2 separate regions of the Homo sapiens genome follow, and region 2 is linked to region 1. A link is a loop called in an ENCODE intact Hi-C map of the cell type or tissue named here. Cell type or tissue: B cell. All regions are shown on one strand. Each heading gives the region's core, and the rest is flanking DNA. Links, peaks and the distances in the headings are about the cores only.

Region 1 (8,332 bases), core at 144-8,143:
TGGGGCCTCTTCTACAAAAATAATGAAGAATTTCAAGATGGCGACAGCACAGCATTAAACCAAATGGGAGGGGCTTCCTAAGTGGGGGACCCTGTGTGACTGCACAGATTGCATGCACCTGAAGCTGGCCCCGATTTTCAGCTCTGGAAGATCACTTAGGAGCCCCCTCTCCCAACCAAGACTATGTAAAAGACAAGCCTTTAACAATTATCATGTATCTGCCCTGCACTGGGCTCTAAGGCTACAAAGCAGCAAACTATGAAAACATTGAAGACTTTAGAGCCAGAAAACCTGGACTTAAATTCCCACTCTGCCACATACATGCTCTTTGACATTAGCTGTCAAGGTACTTAACAACCCGAACCTTGCTGTTCTCATCTGTAAAATGGGGATAGAGAGGTCTACCTCCTATAGCTGCTGTGGGGATGTAACAGAAGGAAATGCAAGCATAATATCCAGTACTCGGCTCACCAGACAGGCCCCTTTCCTCAACATGATTTTCCTATTTTACAGGAGAAAAAACCGCAGGTCAAAGATGTAAAGTGACTTGCCCAAGGTTGGGAGGCTATGCTACCAGCCATGGAGCCAGGAGATAAACCCAAGCCATCTGGCTCCAGGGTCCAAGCCCATAATTTCCATGCCCTTGCCCCTCTGCACTCTAGTGTGACTGTCTCTGAGAATGTTCATGAAATCACCCTTACAAAACAAAACAAAACAAAACAAAAAAGAGTGAGTCAAGGGAGACTGCATTTCCCAGGCAAGATCAAGCAACAAATGCAAGTCAGCCCTGAGATGCTACTCTGGGGATGGCAGGGGCCTTCTCCTCCTCACCTGGCCCACAGCAGGAGACTCTCCTAAATATGCTAAGTGTTTCTCACTCTCATCACGCCTTACTTTCTTCCTGTACCAACAAAAATAGCCACAAGGATCTCTGCCCTGCACTTGATAATCACTGAAGCCCTTCCCTCCTTCATTTGATCATCTCTTAGGCCCCTGAGGCAGATATAATTCTGAGATCCATGTTCCAGACAAGAAACGAAGGGACATCGTAGCTAGGGGCCTACAGCCCAGAGAAGCTGTACTAGAGTCTCAAAAAGGCCTGGGGGACCGAGCAGCCACGAGGGACCATGCCCAGGCTGGAGTTGCACAGGTAGCCTTTCAGACTGCGTGGAAGGTTCCATTTGTTGCAAAATCCCCCCATGAGGCAATGTCTTTCAGAAGAAACCACAGCACTCTACTTGGCCCCATCAGCCTCTCACAAAGTACTAATCAGCAGGCTTTATTCCATTCACCTGGAGGCTGTTTCCTGTAATAGCTAAAAGTAACCGGCCCTGTCCTGCCGCTTCTCACCTGTGTAACCTTGAGTAAGTTACTTCTCTGCCTCAGTTTCCTTACATGTAAGTGGGGATAACGACAGTAACTTCAGGTGGTTGTGAGGTTTAAAGAGTTCACACATGTAAATCACTCAAAATAGCACTGGGCAAGTAGGAATCATTGAAGAAATATAGCTGCCATCATTTTTACTCCACAGACATTTCCTAAGCACCTTCTCAGGCCAGGCCCTGTGCTATCTTGAGCACGAAACTGGAAATAAAATCTGAAGTTCCTACTCAGCCCTCCCTGCTAGGGATCACCATCTGGTAGGAAAGACAAACTCAGGGAAAGACAATTACAAAACAAACAATTGCAACAAGGCAGTGAGAGGGAGCACCTTGGTTGGGGTGGGGGAAGGGTTCTCCGGAAGGCTTCCTGGAGGAAGGAGGCTCCTGGGCTTGGCAAAGGTGGAGGTGAGAGCCAAGAGAGGCCAGTGCCAAGCAGAAAGGGATATGGACCAGAGGCCAGGACATGCCCATCAGGGCAGCCTGTGTGGTCACCTTGCAGCCCCTCATTCAACCAGGAAGCTGCAGAGGGCAGGAGGGGTGCTGGCAAGACCTCAAGGGCAGATGCCTATCATATGTCCTGAACCCCATTTCCCCATCCAGCTCAGCCCTGCACCAGCCCGAGGATAACACAGAAGGTCAGACAGACAGCAGGGTGGAGGCAGAGCAGGGGGAGTGAGCACAGCCTTGAGGCCCCTGCAACTAAGCAGGAAAACTAGAGCTTCTCTGGGTCTCCTCTGCTGATTCTGCATTTTAACCAGAACTTCCAGATATCCATCTTGCACAAGGTCAACTCCCCTCTTTTTCAGCCCGTAGAGAGCATCTGCAAAGGAACATACTCTTAAGTCCTATTGCGCAAAGGCCCCCAGCTCTGCAGACACCGAGTGCCCAGCCTCCCCGGGAACTATGTGCAGCACTGAGATTCGTCAGTTTCCTAAGTCAGGTTTTGTTTTGTTTGTGAAAAACACAACACGAGACCCTAAGAGGGCCTGTTACAGAAGTTTCGGGGCGGAAAAACCTTGAGACACAATGAGTCCGAGCTCTCCATTTTACAGGTGAGGACGTTAAGACCCAGAAAAGAAAGTGTACCATCCAAGGTCAAGGAGCCAGTCCTGGACTGGGCCAGAATTGAAACCCAGGCTCCTTCACGCCAGCTGGAGCTGTCTCGCCATACACGGCCTTGGCCTTGGGCAGCTGTCTCGTCCCAGTCTCAGTCTCCGCCCTCTGGAACTGTCCAGGTCGGCTGAGGATGGGGGATCTCCTTCTCCCCATAAATCAGTCTGGCCCTCCCCAACCGCGGGCCCCCAGGAGGCTTGTCAGAGCCGCTCCCACGGCCGGCACGCGGGGGAGGGGCCCCAGGGCGCACGAAGGACCCCCCGCAGGCTGCCCGCCGCGCCGAACCCAGGCCGTCTGGCCCGAACGCAGGCCAAGGCGGAGGCGCCCAGGCTGCTTCCCGGCCCCGGAGCCCCACAGCACCAAGCCCGGATCGCAGGACACGGGCGCGCGCCCGGGCCCGCGCACACTCACCGCCCGCGCCGCCGCCGCCGCCGCCGCCGCCACCCCGGGACGCGGAAGGTCGGGGGCGCCGAGCCCCTAATGCCGCAGCCTCTGGGCACCGCAGCCCCGCGCCCAGCACGCCTCCCGCGCCGCGCTGCGCCGCCTTCACGGGCCCGCCCCCCGCCCGGCCGGCCCCGCTCGGTCGCCCAACCCCGAGGAGCCGCCCGCCGGACTCGCTTTGGGGCCAAGAGGGAACGCGCCTCCCGGGCCCGCGGCGGAGCGGAGCTGGAGGCCGCGTTTCATCAGCCGAGCGCCCCCCCGGGACGCCGGAAGGAGCCTCCGCGCGGAGCCGACCACGTGCACGGCATCTTGGGGCACGGGTTCCCGCCGTCTCCCCACTGTAAAGGAGCGGCTTACTCCAGAGGTCCAGCCCCCTCACACACAATCACGGAACCCGTGGATGAGGCAGTATTTGAGACCAGAAGTTTATTGGGGACTTGGGTTTGGTTTTTGTTTGGTTGGTTTTGTCGTTGTTTTTAGAGTCGGGGGTTTCGCTGTGTTGCCCAGGCTGCTATCGGACTCCTGACCTCAAGCGATCCTCTTGCTTGGCCTCCCAAAGTGTTGGGATTACAGGCGTGAGCCACCGCACCTGGCCGGGGACTTGTTTCTAATGGAAAATTGTGTATGTGCTGTATTGTTAAGAGCATTGGTTTGGGGTCAGACTAGGCTGTGATTCGGGTCTCTCCACTTCTTATTATCGTCTTTGGTAAATTATTTAACCTCTTTGTGCCTTCGTTTTCTGTAAAAAGCAGATAATTATAGCTACTTCATGAGGTCGTGTGAAGATTTAATGAGATAGTGTGTGTGAAATGTTCACAGCTACCAGACACATACTCACTCGTGTTCCCAATTGCTATACTCACAAGGGCTCACTCCCATCGCCATCCTTCGTAATTTCAAAGGGTCTACGGTTAAAAGTAAGTAACCTTTCCCCTGAGGAAAACACTAACCTTGTGCTTTCCTTGTATTTTTCCTTAGAGCACATATGTACCTGTGCGTGTGTGCGTTTACACAAAGGAAGGCCTTTTCTATTCTGTTGGGCACTCTGCTTTTTCATTCGACAAAGTACCTTGGCGCTCATCGGCCAGAACGCGCCACACTGCCTCATTTCCTTTTAAGGGGCACATAAACGTCCCTATATTAATATTAGGTTTGCGCAAAAGTTATTGCGTTTTTTTGCCATTAAAAACATTACAGGCTGGGCGCGGTGGCTCACGCCTGTAATCCCAGCACTTTGGGAGGCCGAGGCGGGAGGATTACCTGAGGTCGGGAGTTCGAGACCAGCCTGATCAACATGGGGAAACCCCGTCTCTACTAAAAATACAAAATTAGCCGGGCCTGGTGGCGCATGCCTGTAATCCCAGCTACTCGGGAGACTGAGGCAGGAGAATCGCTTGAACCCGGGAGGTGGAGGTTGCGGTGAGCCGAGATTGCGCCATTGCACTCCAGCCTGGGCAACAAGAGCAAAACTCCATCTCAAAAAAAAAAAAAATTGCAAAAACCGCGATTATTTTTGCACCAACCTAATAGAAAGGGTCTTTGTTTTCTTAACCCTTCTTTCTTAGTGGACATGAAGGTGATTTCCAGCCTTGCTGACAGGCCTTGCCCTGATACACATAGCAGCATTGTTGCATACACGCAAACATGCCACAGCCTGCATTTCTTTCTTTCTCTTTCTCTTTCTTTCTTTCTTTCTTTCTCTCTTTCTTTCTTTGTTTCTTTTTCTTTCCTTCTTTCATTTCTTTCTCTCTTTGTTTCTTTTTCTTTCCTTCTTTCTTTCTTTCTTTCTTTCCTTCCTTCCTTCTTTTTCTTTTTCTTTTTCTTTTTCTTTTTCTTTTTCTTTTTCTGAGACAGGGTCACTCTCTTGCCCAGGCTGGAGTGCAGTGGTGCAGTCACAGCTCACTGCAGCCTCGGCCTCTCCTCTCAGGCTCAAGGGATCCTCCCACCTCAGCCTCTCTGGTAGATGGGTCTAAAAGTGCATGCCACCACTCCCGGCTAATGTTTTTGTTTTTGTTTTTGTTTTTGTTTTGTAGATGCAGGGTCTTACTATGTTTCCCCAGCTAGTCTCAAACTCCTACACTCAAGTGATCCTCCCACTTCAGCCTCCCAAAGTGCTGGGATTACACGTGCAAGCCACCATGCCTGGCCCATTTCTATAAGTAGATGTGCTGAGTCAGAATGTACATGCTTGTTTGTTTGTTTGTTTGTTTGTTTGTTTGTTTTTGAGATGGGGTCTCGCTCTGTCACCCAGGCTGGAGTGCAGTGGTGTGATCTTGGCTCACTGCAGCCTCCACCTCCCGGGTTCAAGCGATTCTCCCACCTCAGCCTCCCGAGTAGCTGGGATTACAGGGGTGTGCCACCACGCCTGGCTAATTTTTGCATTTTTAGTAGAGACAGGGGTTTCACCATGTTGCCCAGGCTGGTCTCGAACTCCCGACCTCAGGTGATCCACCCGCCTTGGCCTCCCAAAGTACTGGGATTACAGGGGTAAGCCACCGCACCTGGCCTATGCATGCATTTTTTTATTTTAACAGATATTCCAAATTGTTGGGAAACTCTCAGACCCCAGAACTTAGCTGGCTGCATGCTCGGCCAGCCCTCAGAGACAGCATGATTGGAGGCAGGAGCAGGAATTGGCAACCTGAGAAGTAGATACCACCCAGGCACCCTCATTCACAAGGATCCAGGTAGTGGGCTACTAAAAATGAAGTTCATTCATTTATTTATCCACAAATGGACATTCAGTACCTGCTAAGGGACAGGCATTGTACTGAGCAAGAGTGAACAATACACACCAGGTCCCTATTTAGTGTGCCTGATTTCCAAACAAAACAAAAACAAAAAACAATTTAGACGCGTGGGAGCAAGAGCCTCAAGAGATATTGAAGCTTTACTCACTGATGATAGGATATTAAAAGGGATCCTGCAACAGGTGTGTGGCCTGATCACCATCTATCTAAACCCTACCTCTCCAACAAGGTTGCCCTCCTCCATGAAGCCAGATGTGGTCCCCCTGCCCTTTCTGCCAGGCTGCCTTTACTCTTCATTCTCACTGCTGGTCACTCCAGCGTGAACTTAGTGCTGACACATCAATCTCCTATACCAGGGAGGCACAGAAGACAGGGGCCTTTGGAGCTGGCCCACCAGGCTCTACCACTTACTGGCATGTGGCATTGGCAGGCAGCTCAGCTCACTCTCTGAGTTTCAATACCCTCATTTATGAAAGGCAGATAACTGCTAATCTGGGAGATTGCAAGAATTAATTGAAGTGATGAAATGCTTAGAAGAAAATGCTCAGTAAAAGTGTGGTGCATTCTTGGACAACGAGGTATCATGTGTTTGCATCTCTGAAATGTCACCAGTGTTCAGTCCTGGCATAGCAAGGAGGAGTGGGTGCTCATGTAGAATGGAGAAAGGACAATAGAATCCAGTGAAAGTAGGGTGAAATCCAGTCAGGTGTGCTGGAAAGCAGACTTCAGTAGTGATCATCTTGAATCCACAAGGTCCTTGTGGTGGGCCCAAGCCTCTCCCCACCCACAGCCTACCCTGGACTAATCTTTACTCACTCTCTCCCAACACGTAAAAACCCTATGCTCCAAAAATACAGAGCATCTCTCATTTCCTCCTATAACCCTCTCCCCCTGTTCTCTCACTTCTAGTTCTCAGTGGTTGCCATTCTCTCCCATCTGGAAAGTTGTCTCCAAACCCCAGCCCCATCGTTCTACCTGACGAACCAACTCATTCTCGGGTTTCAGCTGAAAGGGCCCTTCTTCTGGGAGCCCTGCCCTGTCCTGGGCCTAGGCCAGTTCCCCATTCTCATAGTTCATTCTCATAGTTACTCTTGTTTGTTTGTTTCTGGCTTTGTGTGTTTTTATTTTTTGAGACAGGGTCTCACTCTGTCACCCAGGCTGGAGTACAGCAGCGCGATCTTGGCTCACTGCAGCCCCGACCTCCTAGGCTCAAGTGATCCTCCCACCTCAGCCTCCCAAGTATCTGGGACTACAGGCATGCACCACCATTCCCGGCTAATTTTTTATTTTTAGTAGAGACAGGGTTTTACCATGTTGCCCAAGCTGGTCTCGAACTCTTGAGCTCAAGCAATACACCTGCCTCGGCCTCCCAAAGTGCTGGGATTACAGGTGTAAGCCACTGCGTCCAGCCCTACTCTTGCTTAACCTACACTCATCCCATACCCATCACATGGTATTGTCATTGTTCAGTGTCCCCTTTCCCAAAAAGAGAGTAAGCCTTTTGGGCATAGGGCTGTTTCTACCCATGTTCATAGCTATCCCCCTGCCCCTAACCCTGTCCTCAGTAATTGTTAAATGCATATGAAGTAGTGAATGAATAAATATGAATGAAATCATCAGGGCCTCAACTATAGATAAATCCAAATAACCACAAACCCCAGCCAAAGCCACCCTTACTCAGCAGTTGCTCCATCTGTCCTGTTGTGTCTGTAAGGGTTACAGACCCAGGGCTGAGGGCTAGCTGCCAACACTGTTTGATAACTTGGATGAAGTAAGAGAATGAACTTTTTTCCAGCCTGGCAGAACCTTAGTGTTGCAGCAGATGGTACTGAGAGAACCTCAGAACTGCTGGATGAGTAAGTGAAAAGGCAAAGATCAAAAGATCAAAACTTACATCTTGGTGTTTTTTGGTTTTTTTTTTTTTCTTTTGGAGCTCATGTGCCAGTTATAGATTCACTAACTTCCTAAACTTTTCATGGAGACATACTACTTGGAACATTGCCATGGCCTGAACAAATTGAACCAAAGAATGCAGTATTAGTAATTCAGGCTGGGAACTCAGACAGACCTGGGTTTAAATCCAGACTTCACCACAAATTGGCTCTGTGACCCTGTAGCCTCAGTTTCCTAATCTGCAAAATAGAAATGATAATACCTACCTCATAGAGATGGTAGGAAAATTAGATTATGTATATAGAGTACCTTGAATGCCACCTGGTATAAAGTTGATGTTAATAAATGTGAGCTATTTTAGAAATTATTTCCGAAAGTGTGTCCCACAGAATGTTCCGTTGCTAGTGGCTCCATTACATTGATTTCAGCTCCCGGAAGTCACATCCTCAAATGACGGACTCCACTATGGGAGAGGTAGACTAACTGTACGTGAGAGCTTGGGACTAAATACATAGCTGTGCTTGGCAGGAGGTGTGCTGGAAGTCAGACAGATCACATGCTGTTTGTCAGGAAACCGGGCCTAAGTCAGAAGAAAAAATCCTCTGAATTCCTATCAGGAAGGCCAGCAATCCCCCCGGGGCAGATAGGGGTCAGGGATCTGTTTCTACACTATGAACAGAAAGACAAGTGCCAGGGTCAGAAGAGTCAGAAGAGGGAGAACTCCCCTCTAGCGGCTGTGGAGAAGAGGCAAGG
Region 2 (8,332 bases), core at 233-8,232, 43 kb after region 1:
CATCACGCATGTATGCAGCTTTGAATGTGGCCCAACACAAATTCGTGAACTTTCTTAAAACATTGCAAGATTTTTTTGCAATTTTTTTTTTACCTTATCAGCTATTGTTAGTGTTAGTGTATTTCATGTGTGGCCCAAGACAATTCTTCTTCTTCCGATGTGGCCCAGGGAAGAGAAAAAGATTGGACACCCCTGACTTAGAGTTAGAAGTGAGACCTACGTCAAGATCACCTTGAGTAATGTAATCTTGGCTCACTGCAACTGCTGCCTCTTGGGCTCAAGCCATCCTCCCTATTCAGTCTGCCAAGTAGCTAGGACTACAGGTGTATACCGCCACAACTGGCTAATTTTTGTATTTTTTTGTAGAGACAGGGTTTCTCTATGTTTCCACAGGGCTCAAGTGATCCACCCACCTCAACCTCCCAAAGTGCTGGGATTACAAGCATGAGCCACCATGCCCAGCCTCTGGTGAGTCTTCTCTCAGGCTGAACCTCCCTCTTTTTTTGTAGAAGCTCTTTGACTTTATTTGGGGTCTGGTCTGGTAATAAGGCCTTTTTTTTTTTTTTTTTTGAGATGGACTTTCATTCTTGTTCCCCAGGCTGAAGTGCAATGGCACGATCTCAGCTTACTGCAACCTGTACCTCCCAGGCTCAAGCGATTTTCCTGCCTCAGCCAACCAAGTAGCTGGCATTACAGGCATGCGCCACCATTCCTGGTTAATTTTGTATTTTTAGTAGAGATGGGGTTTCACCATGTTTGTCAGACTGGTCTCGAACTCCTGACCTCAAGGGATCCACCCGCCTCAGCCTCCCAAAGTACTGGGATTATAGGCATGAGCCACTGCGCCCGGCCAAGACCTCCTTAATAAATGACCTTGCATCCTTCTTGGGACTATAAAAGGCTTTTGTCTTTTCTGGCAAGCACGTCCTATGAGGATAGCATCATCACAGAGCAAAGTCTGGTTTGTACAGAATTTATGTTCTCTCTGTGAGGCACCCCTTTTCCGGTGAATTCTCTTTTGTTTTTTTCTGCATGCCTGATATAATATTTCCTGTGGTCCACACACCTGGCTTAAAATTTTTGAGGCTGTCTTACTTTGATATCATTTTGGATTGGTTACGTGTATCTGCAAATGATTTGGGGGTTCTTTTATTTTTCCCTGCTTGTTTCTGAACATTTTCTGAGGGCAAAAAATAAACATTCTAAGTGGTGGGCACAGGTGGGCCAATGAAAAGCCACTAGGGGCTGGGCGTGGTGACTCAGGCCTGTAATCCCAGCGCTTTGCGAGGCCGAGGCGGGCAGATCACCTGATCAGGAGTTCAAGACCAGCCTGGCCAACATGGCAAAACCCCATCTCTACTAAAAATACGATATTAGCCAGGTGTGGTGGTGCATGCCTGTAATCCCAGCTACTCGGGAGGCTGAGACAGGAGAATCGTTTGAACCCAGGAAATGAAGGTTGCAGTGAGCCGAGATCGTGCCGTTGCACTTCAGCCTGGGCAACATGAGCGAAACTCCGTCTCAAAATAATAAAAAATAAAAGCCACTAGGGTAGTTGCCACCATCTATGAGGGACTCTTGTCCCTGAAGAAAAAGTCTCCCATGTTAAGATAAACAGGTATGATTATTACTGGGGTGCCTGCCAGTCTCAAGAAAATTGCCATGTGACTAGGAAAAACTTGGTCACAGGTTGGACAACTTCGGATAAAGGCCATCTGCCAGGTATAAAAAAAGTATTCTGTGCCAGGTACACTGTAAAAAAAAAAAAACACGGGTCCAAGCCCCTGACATTCCCAGCAGGGCTTATAGGGGTTTCTTCTGCTCTCAAAAGATTAATAAAAAATTGGACAGGATTCTCAAAATTCTAGGCATGCCAGACTTTCTGGGATGGCATTCCAGCTGGAAAGATATTCAAAATTGATGGCCTAATCTCATGCACATTTTTAAACTGATGGGCAATCTATACCAAGGATAATTTATGGCCATTATGGGAATTATTTGAATTTTCTAAACTTGTTTTTCTCAGAAAACCTCAACTACAGAGTTAAGCAGTCTAAACGTTGGATGCATGAAGAGGCTTCTGATCGCTCTATGTACTTTTGTTGTTGTTGTTTATTCTGAATCTGCTAATTTTTTCACTTGTATTAAGATAAATCTTTTTTTTTTTTTTTTTTTGAGACGGAGTCTCGCTCTGTCGCCCAGGCTGGAGCGCAGTGGCGCAATCTCGGCTCACTGCAAGCTCCGCCTCCCGGGTCCACGCCATTCTCCCGCCTCAGCCTCCCGAGTAGCTGGGACTACAGGCGCCCGCCACCACGCCCGGCTAATTTTTTGTATTTTTAGTAGAGACGGGGTTTCACCATTCACAGGATGGTCTTGATCTCCTGACCTTGTGATCCGTCTGCCTCTGCCTCCCAAAGTGCTGGGATTACAGGCGTGAGCCACCGCGCCCAGCCAAGATAAATCTTTCACTAAAGGCTGCTTGGAGCTTTTCATTTTTCCTCCAACCCCTAAATGAAATATAAACATCCAAGAGTTCACTAGAACAACTCATTTGAAACTGAAAAAAGGGGGGGAGAAGGTTAAAAAAAAAAAGCCTTTTTAAAACCAAAGTGCTATGGAAACTGCCCAAAATTTGGTTCACAGCCTTCATAATATTACATCTCAGGACAAATAAAAATTTTCAAGTTTAGCCATATGAACATGACCCTAACTTGTCCCATTTTGTTAGGGATATAATTTGGATCCAACTGTATTTTTATAAGCTGACAAGTTTATTACTGTTTTACTGTGTGATGATTAGAATTTTAAAGTAAAAACTATAATTTTTTTGTTTTTCTTCATCTATATGTTTTTACGTTTTTGTGTCTACATATTTTATGTATATTATTTTAAATTTACAGAGATCTCTAATTGGCTTGAAGGAAAATAATTAAGTGCTTAAAAAGTAATTTATTAGAAATATAGTAATTAACACAAATGCTTTTAAGTTCACATGAACATAAATCTATACTTTTTTTTTTTTTCTGATATGGAGTCTTGCTCTGTCACCCAGGCTGGAGTGCAGTGGCACAATCTTTGCTCACCACAACCTCCGTCTCCTGGGTTCAAGTGATTCTCCTGCCTCAGCCTCCCGAGTAGCTGGGATTACAGGCATGCGCCACCACTCCTGGCTTATTTTTTGTATTTTTAGTAGAGACAGGGTTTCACCATGTTGGCCAAGCTGGTCTCGAACTCCTGATCTCGTGATCCGCCTGCTTCAGCCTCCCAAAGTGCTGAGATTACAGGCGTGAGCCACCACGCCTGGTGGGTAAATCTTTTGTAAGTAAACTAATCTTAAAATTGTTGGTAAAATAGGCTGGACATGGTGGCTCACACCTGTAATCCCAGCACTATGGGAGGCCGAGGTGGGCAGATCACTTGAGGTCAGGAGTTTGAGACCAGCCTGGTCAACATAGTGAAACCCCAACTCTACTAAAAATACAAAAATTAGCTGGGCATGGTGGCACACACCTGTGATCCCAGCTACTCAGGTGGCTGAGGCAGGAGAATCACTTGAACCTGGGAGGTGAAGGTTGCGGTGAGCTGAGATCGTGCTATTGCACTCAAGCCTTGGTGACAGAGTGAAACTCCACCTCAAAAAAGAAAAGAAAAAAAAAATTGTTGGTAAAATAAAAATAAAAATGTCTTCAGAATTCTTAGCATAAATTTTTGCCTGAGTTTACTGGTCAGAAAGTTCTATATTTGTCTCCGCTAGATGTTCTAAGGTCATAGACCCACAAATCCAGCCTTAAAAGCAAAATTATCTTTGTGTAATTCTTTGATGAATAAGGCTACTTTAATATTGTTTAAATTTTTTTTTTGTAGTGATGGAGTCTTGCTATGTTACTCAGGCTAGTCTCAAACTCCTGAGCTCAAGCAGTTCTCCTGCCTCAGCCTCCCAAAGTGTTGGGATTATAGATGTGAGCCACTGCACCTAGCCAGTAAAAAATTGTTTTAAAAAAGAACATGAATATATGTTTTTAATTTAAAAATAATAATTATATCTAATTCAGACATTATTTAAAGGTGGTTTCAAAATATAGATTTAAGAAGAAAATAAAAACAAGGCAAAGAAATCAATAAGTAGGAAGAGACATGCAAAGAAAATTATAAATATGAGAAGGTATCTTTGGTAAGAAAGATGAAAAAGATACATAACTTTGTATGAGAAAGAATCTTGTGTGGTAAAAATGATAAAGAAAAAGAAAAGCAAATTTTTGTCCTAAGGTAGAATAATTATTTGTTCCAATATTAAAAAAGAAAGTCTAAAACAAAATTAGGCCTAAGCAAGCCATAAGAGGTTTGAGCAACTTGCAAAAGGTTTGTGAAACATGAATCTTATGAAATAAATTTTGTATGTAATCAAGTTGGCTAAATTTAGAAGGAAATTGTTTATAAATTTTTCTGAAAATTGAATATACTGATACAAAACCCAAAACTAGTTCTCTATGTTTAAAGCAGCAAGGGTTTCCTGGAGTATCATTGCTCTTAGTTAAAAAAAAAATTACCACAGGTTTTGGTTTTTAATTCTGAAATCTGGCTGGATGTGGTGACTCACACCTGTAATCCTGGTGCTTTGGGAGGCCGAGGCAGGAGGATTGCTTGAGGCCATGAGTTTGAGACCAGCTTAGACAATATCATGAGACCCCAATCTCTACCAAAAAAAATTAAAAATTAGCCAGGTATGATGGTGCACACTTTTAGTTCCTCCCCCACCCCCCAACCTTCTCAGGAGGCTGAGGTGGGAGGATCAGTTGAGCTCAGGAGTTTGAGTCTGCAGTGAGCTATGATGGTACCACTGTACTCCAGCCTGGGCAACATAATAAGACCCTATCTCTAAAAAAACAAACAAACAAAAACCCTGAAATCTGATTCTTTAAATTTTTTACCATCTTCTGAACTATAACCTCTTCCTGTTTTATGGTTTCTGTTTAATTTCCCTAATTCTAGGTTTAGAATGCTATCTTTTAAATTAGTAAGTTACTTTCTCAAAATAGAGTCTTTCTCTTGAAGATTTTCAGATTTATGTCTCAGAAGCTCAACTTCTGCTGCACCTCATTGCACATGATTTGCAGGTCATACACCATTGCCTTCTGCTCTTCCTCCTTCTCCCCTTAAGAAGGCACACTTTTTTTTTTTTTTTTTGAGACGGATTCTCACTCCGTCACCCAGGCTGAAGTGTAATGGCATGGTCTTGGCTCACTGCAACCTCCGCCTCCTGGGTTCAAGCGATTCTCCTGCCTCAGCCTCCCGAGTAGCTGGGACTACAGGTGCATGACACCACACCCGGCTAATTTTTGTATTTTTAACAGAGACGGGGTTTCACTGTGTTGGCCAGGCTGGTCTCGAACTCCTGACCTCGTGATCCACCTGCCTCGGCCTCCCAAAGTGCTGGAATTACAGGCATGAACCACCGTACCCGGCCACACTTTTTTTTTTTCTTAATCAACTTAATGACTCACTCCCTTGACATTTTGGTAAGCTTCTGCATTTATTTTCTCTGGTTCTAACTCTGCTGTTGAGGCCTAATGCTGATATGTTTGTCTTAAAGGTCTAGAAAAGCAATGTTTTCCTCCAAGAATAACTTGATTCTGTGCTGTTGGCTTTTCTTGAAATGTCTGAATTATTCCATGTAACAAGGAAACTTAATGTGCTTTCACTTTTTCTAAGAGCCATATGTTTCCCTGCTCAAGGTACTTATTTTTTTTGTTTACTTCTTCTATAATATAGTGTATACTCATAACCTTGGACACACACTCATCCAGTGTCAATTTGAATTCAAGTACCTTTTCATTAGGTTAGATTTTCAGATTATCTAAAAGGACTTCCTATAAGAAGCAATTACACTGCAGGAGTATTTATTTTTTGGTAATTGGTCTAGGAAACAAAGATTCTGTGTTTTATCAAGGTAATTTCCTGTGCTTCATGCTGTCTTTATTGGTTTTTTGTTGTTGTCGTTGTTGTTGTTTTTGAGACAGAGTCTAGCTCTGTTGCCAGGCTGGGGTGCGGTGGCGTGATCTTGGCTCACTGCAACCTCCACCTACCGGGTTCAGACGATTCTCCTGCATCAGCCTCCCGAGTAGCTGGGACTACAGGTGTGTGCCACCACACCCGGCTAATTTTTGTATTTTTAGTAGAGACGGGGTTTCACCATGTCGGCCAGGATGGTCTTGATCTCTTGACCTCGTGATCCACCCACCTCAGCCTCCCAAAGTGCTGGGATTACAGGCGTGAGCTGCTGCACCCGGCCAGGTTTTTGATTACTTAGGAAAACTGAGTCTTTAGCCTTTTTTTTTTTTTAATAAAACATACATGCAACTTTCTGCATTTGCCTTTGGAATTTTTATTCTTTAAGATAGGGTCTCACTATGTTGTCCAGTCTGGCCTGAGACTTCTACACTTAAGGGATCCTCCCACCTCATTCTTCCAAGTTGCTGGGACTACAGGTGCACACCATCATGCTCAGCTTACTTTTAAAATCTTCAGTCACGATCCTTTTGTAGTTCATAAGGATGATGACTGAGTGTTCACACTCGTGTGTGAGATGTGCCACCCTCAGACCTTGAAATCTTCAGTCACTCTTGTTAAGTGAACAACTATTATTTCACTATGATCTGCAATTCTGTTTTAATTAAATGTTTTATACTTTTTGACATATTTGGCCAGCTTTCTCAATATCAGAGTTCTAAATGAAGTCTTTTCAACCTAGAATTATCTTTGAGATTTTCTAGTTGGGCTCCTGGAGAGCCTCAAACAATGTATTTTTCAGCTTGTAGAGCTGTTAAACTAATTAGGCTTGTTTGATGTATTGAGTTGTATGAGAAGCGTTGGAGGCACAGATGGGATCAAATAACAAAGTGACACTAAGTCTTCTCTAAGTTATATTTATATGGCTATGTTATTGATGTGAAAGATCTAAAAATTATGTAAAATTTATAAATGTTTGATGGTCCTAATGTGATACTGTTAGTCATTTTTCTGGTTGTTGTCTTAAAATGCTGTATGCAATAAACATAACTGAGTTTCCTTGTCAATTGCTGAACTCTCATCAGATTTTTAACCATGGCTGTTTTAAGCCTCTGTCTTCCACAGTTTTAATTCTTCTTTAAATGCATCTGCAATCAGATTCATGGAAAAGACTCTGGCAAGTACTCCTGAATATGGGTTTCTGATAAGTTTAAGATCAATGGACTAAATAAAGATATTCAGGACCCCCATGAAGAAACTGATAAATTCATGAAACTGACAACTAAGATTAAACAGAACAAAAATTAATTACATGAGATTAAATATCTAATGAAGACAGATATTTGAAACATTGTTGGTTTTTTACTTACATGTTTTGTTTTCCAGATTTAAGGAGACTTTCTCTCTCAAGATATCTATAGTTTACAACAATTTGGTAAAGTATACTTTTGTGAACAAAACTGGCAACACTTACTTTTTCTCTGTCCCTCCAAAATTTGGAAACTATTTGTGAGTATGCTTAATTTTTATGGCAATGAAGTTGTCTGCATAAGTTTAATTAGAAGCTGCTTTTTAAATAACAAGGTATAGTTGGAAACATTGGTTACGTTACCAGGCTTTTAAATGGAATGTCATATTTTAAGTTATTTATAGGTATAGCAGAAAAAGTCTGAAGTCTGCCGTAGATTAGCTTTCTAGCCTTGAGAAATTTTTAAAAGTCAAATCTGAGATTCCTATGTGGTCAATTACTATTTCTGCTGTGCTTGTGTGAATTTATCAGGCCAAATTTGATAAAACACAAATAACAACAAATTAGTCTTACTCGGATTATCTTTGGTAGAAATCAGAATGACTGTAGAAAGAAAAATCGTGTTTCTATGTTTCTGAAGAAAAGCTAGACTATACCTGTTATTAGATTGTAACCCTGTGTGGGGTATTTTTGTTTGTTTGTTTGAGTTTTTTTATTTACCTGTGGATTGAACTGGATCTTAAATTCTTCTAGGTTCCTCCAATCCACTTTTCTCCCATGGAATTACTAAGAATGGGAACTGCTCTTTCCTGAAGCCCTGTAAGCTGAAGTTAGACAACTTGATGTAAATTTCAAGGGTCAAGACTCACGCCTGATGTGTGGGTCACATCAAAAGTTCACCAAACCACCCAATGCCATAACCAGAGACATTTAAACTACAAACCAGAATGAGCAGTTGACATCTTCATGCTGTGGGCATGCTGTTCCTAAAATGATGGAATAAGATTTCCCGTCATAATGAGACTCTTGCCCCTCTGAATTTTTCCTTGCTTATGCCTAACTTTTTCACTTGGCATA

Evidence for each region. Hi-C counts contacts between places; a loop is a spot of excess contacts. Peaks named below come from ENCODE experiments on the same cell type or tissue, not always from the same donor. Only the 100,000 strongest peaks of a DNase experiment are listed, where the experiment ranks them.
Region 2: it touches region 1 in a loop (2.1-fold over the local background); 3 of 110 quality-filtered maps call a loop at or near these places.

Annotation. Positions count from the first base shown.
Region 1 is chr9:114,606,139-114,614,470 of GRCh38, reverse strand. TMEM268 (transmembrane protein 268) reads right to left here and starts at 3,180. Exons shown (of 9, transcript NM_153045.4): 1 at 2,907-3,180. RefSeq lists silencers at 2,549-2,828, 2,939-3,148, 3,189-3,268 and an enhancer at 6,391-6,450. In B cell, for the core only: CTCF peaks have their summits at 4,463 and 4,673; a DNase peak (open chromatin) is centred at 3,170; H3K4me3 peaks cover 3,154 bases; H3K27ac peaks cover 4,853 bases.
Region 2 is chr9:114,563,551-114,571,882 of GRCh38, reverse strand. LOC105376229 (a long non-coding RNA gene) reads left to right here and starts at 5,440. Exons shown (of 3, transcript XR_930260.2): 1 at 5,440-5,516; 2 at 7,393-7,515. It overlaps LOC124902352 (small nucleolar RNA U13), which reads left to right and starts at 6,531; the gene lies at 6,531-6,633. In B cell, for the core only: no CTCF peak of the experiment used is centred there; a DNase peak (open chromatin) is centred at 5,102; H3K4me3 peaks cover 1,394 bases; H3K27ac peaks cover 1,500 bases.